Regions from separate parts of the Homo sapiens genome. Here region 2 is linked to region 1. Evidence: read pairs that join two places in POLR2A ChIA-PET (ENCODE). Cell type or tissue: A673. All regions are shown on one strand.

Region 1 (4,000 bases):
GAGAAATATCACAGCAAGGTGGGACTGGGTGGCGTGTAGGGGAAGCAGGGAATCAGCAGGGGCTGTGACATCAGAGGAATCCTGTTCTTAACAGCTGTTCGCTACTGGCCAGTTGTTTAACCTCTTTGACTGAGCCTTGATTTCTTTACCAAGTGGGCAAAAAAATACTCATCTCGTATGATTGTGGGGAAAGCAGATGAGATAATGTGTGTGGCACAGCCATGGGGACTGGGGCCCAGGGCATGCTCAATAGTGCTACTTTCCCCTTTCCAACCCGGATGTCAGAGGGGACCACCTGCCCTCCAAGATCTAGAGAAGAGGATCTCAAATCCCCACCCCATCAGTGCCCAATTTTAGATTTTGGTGAAGCCCCAGGAATAATATTTCTTGCTTCCACTCCACTATGCTTTCCTCAATTAGGTTTTTGATCTAGCCCAGATGTTGACCTCAGCTTCAGACACACACACAGACTCAACACTCACACTCTTACACGCTCACACACACACATGCTCACACACACCCACTAATAAACATATACACACCACTCACACACACTCATACATGCACAATCTCACACACATACACACAACACACACACTCCCACACACGTACATACTCTCACATACACAACTATATACATGACCTACGTTCACTGAAATAATATTGTTCAGCACATTGTGTATACAGCATTCTAGGAAACATCTTTTAAAAATTGTATTAAACTCACGTTTCTGTCATTATCCTGTTATAAACCCTTCGATTCACAGATGATAAACTCTTAACAACACAGGGCATCGGTAATGATCTGAGCATCCTCTTTTGAACATTTGTCTACGAACACTTCACTACACACATAGGCCCTCACACACACAATCCCTCCCTCACACAGCCCTTGCATTCAAGACCCCTGTGTGTGTTCCAGCTGTGCTGAAACTCTGGGGCTATGGAGATTTATGCTATAAAGGACAGGGGTACAAACTGAGTACAGTCTGGTTTTTTGAAGTCTTGGACATGTCCACTTGGGCTGTCCTTCCTGCCACATTTCCCCTGCCCGCTGTTATCCCTTTCCCCGCTTCCTTCTCTCTTCCCTCACTCTGCCTTTCTGGCCCCCATTAGGGCACTTTTTTCTAACGTAAGGTGGTCTAGCATTTCTTTGTTGTCTTCTTCCAGCTCAAGCCCACAGGCTCTTGTTTTCTGCTTCCAAAGGCTTATGGAGGTGTTCTCCTAAACACACATGGTTCCTGTCCCAAGGACTTCCGGAGCAGCTGGAGAAATGCAATATGCTTGTTTTGCTCTGTTGCCTTCTCCCTGTGCAGTGTTCCATGGCCAGGGTGGCGGTGGCAGTGGTGTTAATACCTGGAGAGCATTCCACGCTTTTCTCCATTGCTGCTAACTTCCCAGGGTCCCCATCTGCACAAAATACGCCCTGGATCAATACAGACTAACTGATGGCATAAACACAGCTGATGGCATCAATCACTTTATGATGCAAATTAGATACACATTCTTTCTAGAACAGAGGCACCCATCACCACCGCCATCAGAGGTCATTGGGTGTTACTACTAACTTGGGTGACACTAAACAGATCTGGGATACAATCCTAGCTAATTCGTTGCGCACTGTCTGACATTGGGTGAATCGCTTCACCAATCTGTGCCTCAATTTCTTGACCTTTAAAATGGGGGTGATGATACTTGTCCCCAGAGCGAAATGTACTGCAAAGTGAATGAAGCTAAAGCTTAGGTAGCCCTCACTTCTAAAGACCTGCTTTTGTATCTAATTTCATGTTGGTAAGTTGGTGTTCCTTTTCCTTTCTAAAGAAATTATTTTATTTTTTTCCTCTTATTTCAGTCTATTTGTATTAGCTCATATGTGTTCCTTTTCAAAAAAGGCTCCCCAAATTGTATACAATTCTGGACCCAAAACACCTGGCTTCTGTGTGGGTTGGGAGGAGGAAATGAGACGATGTCTGTAAATGCTCAGCCAAGACTGTTCTGAGTGCTCCAGGCATGGAAGCCATTGCAGCGAGAGCACCAGGACGTCTGAACCCATCCTGCTGGCACCTTCTTCTCCATGTCCCCCCTAAATGGGCCTGCCAACTGGGGCGAACTTCTGCAGGACACAGTCACTCAGGCCTTGGAGCCTCCGTCCAGCTTCTTGCAGGCACAGATGCATGCCTCCTCTTGACGCATGCAGCTTGGAAGCTCTCCCTAGACACAGCCAGCTTGACAGAGGCCACATCGTTCAAACCTCGTGCCAGTTCCCCTCCAGCTGACATGGTGGTGCCAAATGGGAGGAACCCCATATTAGTCTGTTCTCACATTACTATAAAGAAATACCTCGCCTGTAATCCCAGCACTTTGGGAGGCTGAGGCAGGCGGATCATGAGGTCAGGAGATCGAGACCATCCTGGTTAACATGGTGAAACCCCATCTCTACTAAAAATGCAAAAAATTAACCAGGTGTGGTGGCGGGTGCCTGTAGTCCCAGCTACTAGGGAGGCTGAGGCAGGAGAATGGTGTGAGTCTGGGAGGCGGAGCTTGCAGTGAGCCGAGATGGCACCACTGCACTCCACCCTGGGCGACAAAGCGAGACACTGTCTTAAAAAACAAAATAAAAAGAAAGAAAGAAAGAAAGAAATACCGGAGACAGGGTAATTTATAAAGAAAAGTTTACTAGGCTCATGATTCTGCAGGCTGTACAGGAAGCATGGCAGCCTCTGCTTCTGGAGAGGCCTCAGGAAACTTACAACCGTGGCAGAAGGTGAAGGAGCCAGATGTCTCACATGGCTAGAGCAGGAGGAAGAGAGAGAGAGGGGAAGTGCTACATATTTTTAAACAACCAGATCTTGTGAGAACTCTATCACAAGAACAGCATCAAATGGATGGTACTAAACCAGCAGTCCCCGACGTTTTTGGCACCAGGGACTAGTTTTGTGGAAGACAATTTTTTCACGGACTGGTGGGTGGGCGGGGAATGATTTCCGGATGAAACAATTCCACTTCAGATCATCAGGCATTAGATTCTCAACCTAGATCCCTCACATGCACAGTTCACAATAGGCTTCAAGCTCCTGTGAGAATCTAACACCACCACTGATCTAACAGAAGGTGGAACTCAGGCAGTAATGCTCTCTCATTTGCTACTCATCTCCTGCTGTGTGGCCAGGTTCCTAACACAGTAAGTACCCATCCATGGCCTAGGGGTTGGGAACCCCTGTACTAAACCATTCATGAAGGATCCACCCCCATGATACAATCCCCTCCCACCAGGCCCCATCTACAACACTGGGATTACAATTACACATGAGATTTGGGTGGTGATACAGATCCAAACCATATCAAAGCCCCTCTCTCTACCCCTCAGCAAAGACTTTGTTATGGCCACTTGGGACCTGGACTACTGCAGTGTGTTCCCATGCTCCATTTTCTGCACCTCAGGTCCACAAAACTGGCATATGGATTCATCACCATCCTTTCTTCAGAGCACACTGAAATCATTGGTCCCCGTCTGGCCTGCTGTTACCTGATTAGGCTTTTTGCTTCATTCTTTAATGTAATAAGGACTGCAAGACCATCACCCAGAACAAGAGCTAGGACCTTGATAGAACCTACAGCTAACTCCACCGTCCCCACTTAACCTGCACCTTCAAATGTTTGTATTTAATTCAGAAAAGACTCCAGTTCTCCCAGTAACCCACAGCTGCTGTGTACACCAGCCCCCACCCCATGTCTTCTTTCCCCCTTGGTGACATATCTTCAAAAGAAGTCCAGAGCAATCATATTAGCCACTTGATAGCACATTTGGTAAGGGCTTGGGTAGAGGATCAAGTTGAAATCAATGATTTAAATTAGGTTTTTGAGTTTATGTTTGTTTTCACATTCAACAAACCCCTCGTGCTTTCTTCCTATCTATTAGGCCTTGCAGGTTCATCGAGATGTCCTTGAGGTTCTGAGGGAAATGATCCACAATCTCATGAGTTCTCCCTCCCAGTTAAGC
Region 2 (4,000 bases), 150 kb before region 1:
TATTTCAACATTTTGGGGGTAAAGAAATGAATCCTACCTCCACTAGTGTCAAGAAGTATGAACCTGAGGGCTCCATGGAGAAGCTTCAACAGTGCTGGGACCTCCTGAATGTGGAAACTCAATGAGTACCTCTATATGTGGAGAGGTACATATACGCATCTTTCTGGGATGAGGGCATGAAGCTTTCATCTGATATTTAAAGGGGTCAATAGCCAAGCACCACTGATCTAGAACGAGAGCTGGCAAACTCTAACTCTATAAAAGGCCAAATAAGATACATTTTGGACTTTATGGGCTATACTGTCTCTGTCACAACAACTTAACCTGTCGTTATAGTGTAAAAGCAGCCACAGACAATAAGTTGAATGGGTACATTTGTGTTCCAATAAAACTTTATAAAAACAAGCTATGGGCCAGATTTCACCTGCAGACTGGCCATAGGTTGTTCTGATCTAGAAGGGCCTCCTGTGCAGGATTCTGGGCCACTCAGGGCAGCTCCATCTCCATGCACCATCCACCCTTCTAGCCTTGTGCACCTCCATCCCTCTAGTCCCTTCCTCCTGCTCCTCCAGTCACAGCTGCCAAGTGGATCTTAAAAAGTTCAGTCCAGGAATATTAAATTGATTTTAAAAACTGAAAATGGAAAAAAAGTTATGTAATTAGTATTTTTAATTTTTTTTTCTTTTGAGGCAGGGTCTTGCTCTGTCACCCAGACTGGAGTGCAGTGGTGCAATCATGGCTCACTGCAGCCTTGGCCTCCCAGGCTCAAGTGATCCTCCCACCTCAGCCTCCTGAGTAGCGGGGACTACAAATGTATGCTACCATGCTCAGCTAACTTTTAAAAACTTTTTTGTAGAGACAGGGTTTCACTATGTTGCCCAGGCTGGTCTCCAACTCCTGGGCTCAAGTGATCCTCCTGCCTCAGCCTCCCAAAGTGTTGGGATTACAGGTGTGAGCCACTGTGCCTGGCCTTAAATATTTTTTTGATATCATAAGAACATTAGGTGAGGACCTCCCTCTTGACAACCTGTTTTTTTTAAAGCACTTATTGCTACTGTATTTAAATAAACATTTGTGTCACTGCTAAGGTTTTTCTCTTAAGTTACAATGCGAGCTACAGGAGATACGAAAGGGAAAGGTCTTGTCCACAGCTGTAGGCATGTTCCAGCCTTGAATAAGCCCTGACAAAAGGAGGTACTCAATACACACTGGTTCAAAGAATAAATACATGTTTTACAGAGTTGTAACCGCAGTAGGTACAGCGGCTTATTCTCCCTCATAGCAAATATTATACCACAATTCTATGAGGCTAAAAGATCTTATCATTTTTGATGGATATATACTAGGCCCTTGGGTAGACCTACCACGGATTTTTTTAACCTCTCCCTTCCTACATAGCACTGAACTGCCTCCCACTTATTCATAGTTATAAAGCATGCCATAGCGTGTTTATTATTTCTCCATTTTTATCGATCATTTCCTTAAGATACAGTCCCAGGAACCGGATCACAGGTCAAAGGATGGGGACATCACAAACACTAATGAAATGCTCTGCCCAAGAACTTGGAAAAGGCCAGCACCATGTCACCTGCCCTCCCCAGCAGTGGCCGGGGGCACTGATTTCAACACAACTTCACCATTACACATCATGCTTTAAAACTTCACTAATGCAATAAATTTAAAATGAACCCTCATGGTTTAATTTGCTTATCTTTGATAGCTGAGGGAACGAAAGACAGTTTAAAAGTCCTGTTTGGGGACTCTGTTTTTTTGCTCACTTAGAAGAAAAGCTTTTCATAAAAAGAAAAAGGTAGTGAGAGCCCCTGAATATACCTGATATCTTGTGATGATTTTCAAAGAATAAGGAGAAAATGTGTGTGTGTGTGTGTGTGTGTGTGTGTGTGTGTGTGTGTTTAATGAACCACAGAGCCTAGCCCATAATTAACTAAAATGCCCACTTTCCGGCAGCGAGGTCCTGGGTGGACCCTGAGCACTGAGTTTGTGAAGTGGAGCTAGTGGCAGCTGTGGTGGCTGCAGTGAGCCTGAGTTAGACTCCATACAGCGGAGTCTGGGCTCCACAATGGTACCCACCCCCAATCTGCTCACCAGCTCTTTCAAGGAGAAGTTGCCATCTTCCTGCTGATAGAAACTTAGCCAGGAAAGTGATTACAATGAGTTTACTCATGATTAGCCACTGATCTTGCTCAACCCAATGCAAATTTATACAAATATATGAATATTGATCACTCAAGGTGGTATTCAAATTCAGCTCTGACTACATGAAGGGCTAAGTGTGGCGGGGGTGGGGGAAAATAAATAAGGGATCTGAAGAATCTCATTCTGATATTTTTGAAATAACACAGTGTTTTTTTGGAAAAAAAAAAAAAAAAAAAGAGTATCTGGCCGAGGGTGGTGGCTCATGCCTGTAATCCCAGCACTTTGGGAGGCCGAGGTGGGCAGATTACTTGAGGCCAGGAGTTTGAGACCAGCCTGGGAAATGCAGTGAAACCAACTCTCTACTAAAAATAGAAAAAATTAGCTGGGTGTGGTGGTGCAAGCCTGTAATTCCAGCTAGTCGGGAGGCTGAGGGGGGTAAAATCGCTTGAGCTCAGGAGGTGGAGGTTGCAATGAGCTGAGATTGCACCACTGCACTCCAGCCTGGGGGACAGAGTGAGACTCTGTCTCAAAAAAAAAAAAAGTATCTTAAAGTATATATATTTTTATAAGTTAAGATTCTTGAAGTAATTCATTTGGACACCAAGCCCAAATGAAAGGTGTGTCCAGTCCACGTCCTCCAACCTCTCACGTGTCCTCATGGCTCCCATAACCTGCTAGGTGGATGGTCTCTAGGCAGCCCTCACACCCTGTGTGTTCCTTCACTTTTAGGTGCTCCTTTGACATTGTCCACATCTGGAACCCAGAACCTCCTTCTGCGTCCTCTATCCCCCATCCCACATTCTCTGCCTCTCCTGCTGGAGGAGGCTAACACCAACTGTGCAAGTCTGTTTTGCTACAAGTCACACTATGAGAAGATCTGGGCATTGGTTCCCCATCACCTGGGCCAGGACTGATCCTATGGACCTGCTCCCACTCCTGGGAAATGCGGAGATAGGATCGTCCAGTATGCCTGCTAAGGCTGATGTTCAGATTAAATGAGATCACAGAAGATGGGCAGCTGGTTGCACTTAAAGGAGCTGGGAAATGGAGCCCAGTCTGCTGTGATGGGTCCTGGATTACCAACACACCTGCTGTGGACCTGGGGCAGAGGGCACTTCAACTCCCTTGGCCTCAATGTCCTGTCTGCAAAATGACAGGGTTGGATTAGATGGTTTTAAAAGTCTCCCTTGATTCTGAAGTTCTGGGATTCTATGCCATTCAAATGTAAATGTATCTTTATAATCACATGTATCTTTATAACTTTATCCCCGTTGGTAAACAGTATAATTTTGGCACTGAGCAAGCACTCAATTGTTGCAGAAACTAAGTTAATTGCAAGTCCAAATCATAGTGAATAACACTCCAAAAGCACGTAATAAGAGAGGTAGTGTTTATGGATGTACATGTGTGTATATTCAGAAAACACCCTCACCAATTACAGACACAAGCACTTTGCATCCTTAGGTTATTCACACACATCTATGTGAAAATGGCTTATCATCCTCTTTCCTTCTGAAAATTCCCAGGAAGCTATCATTCTAACGTTGCCCACCACTAGGGTTTGCCTGGAAACTCCCTGACTAATCTGTCAAGTTCAATTTTTTTCTTTTCTTTTTTTTTTTTTTTTTGAGATGGAGTCTCACTCTGTCACCCAGGCTGTAGTGCAATGGTGCGATCTCAGCTCACTGCAACCTCTGCCTCCCAGGATCAAGCAATTCTGCCTCAGCCTCCCGAGTAGCTGGAATTACAGGTGTGTGCCACCACGCCTGGCTAATTTTTGTATTTTTGGTAGAGATGGGGTTTCACCATATCGGCCAGGCTGGTCTCGAACTCCTGACCTCAG

What was found. ChIA-PET counts read pairs that join two places held together with the same protein. Peaks named below come from ENCODE experiments on the same cell type or tissue, not always from the same donor. Only the 100,000 strongest peaks of a DNase experiment are listed, where the experiment ranks them.
Region 2: POLR2A ChIA-PET joins it to region 1 with 11 read pairs; 3 of 35 experiments call an interaction of 5 or more read pairs at or near these places.

What each region holds. Positions count from the first base shown.
Region 1 is chr7:36,092,733-36,096,732 of GRCh38, reverse strand. It overlaps LOC101928618 (a long non-coding RNA gene), which reads right to left and starts at 1,423. Exons shown (of 2, transcript NR_108089.1): 1 at 1,357-1,423. In A673, no CTCF peak of the experiment used is centred here; no DNase peak of the experiment used is centred here.
Region 2 is chr7:36,246,908-36,250,907 of GRCh38, reverse strand. All of the region lies in intron 3 of EEPD1 (endonuclease/exonuclease/phosphatase family domain containing 1), which reads right to left. Among named protein-coding and RNA genes, the nearest start is that of EEPD1, 96 kb to the right of the region's middle. In A673, no CTCF peak of the experiment used is centred here; no DNase peak of the experiment used is centred here.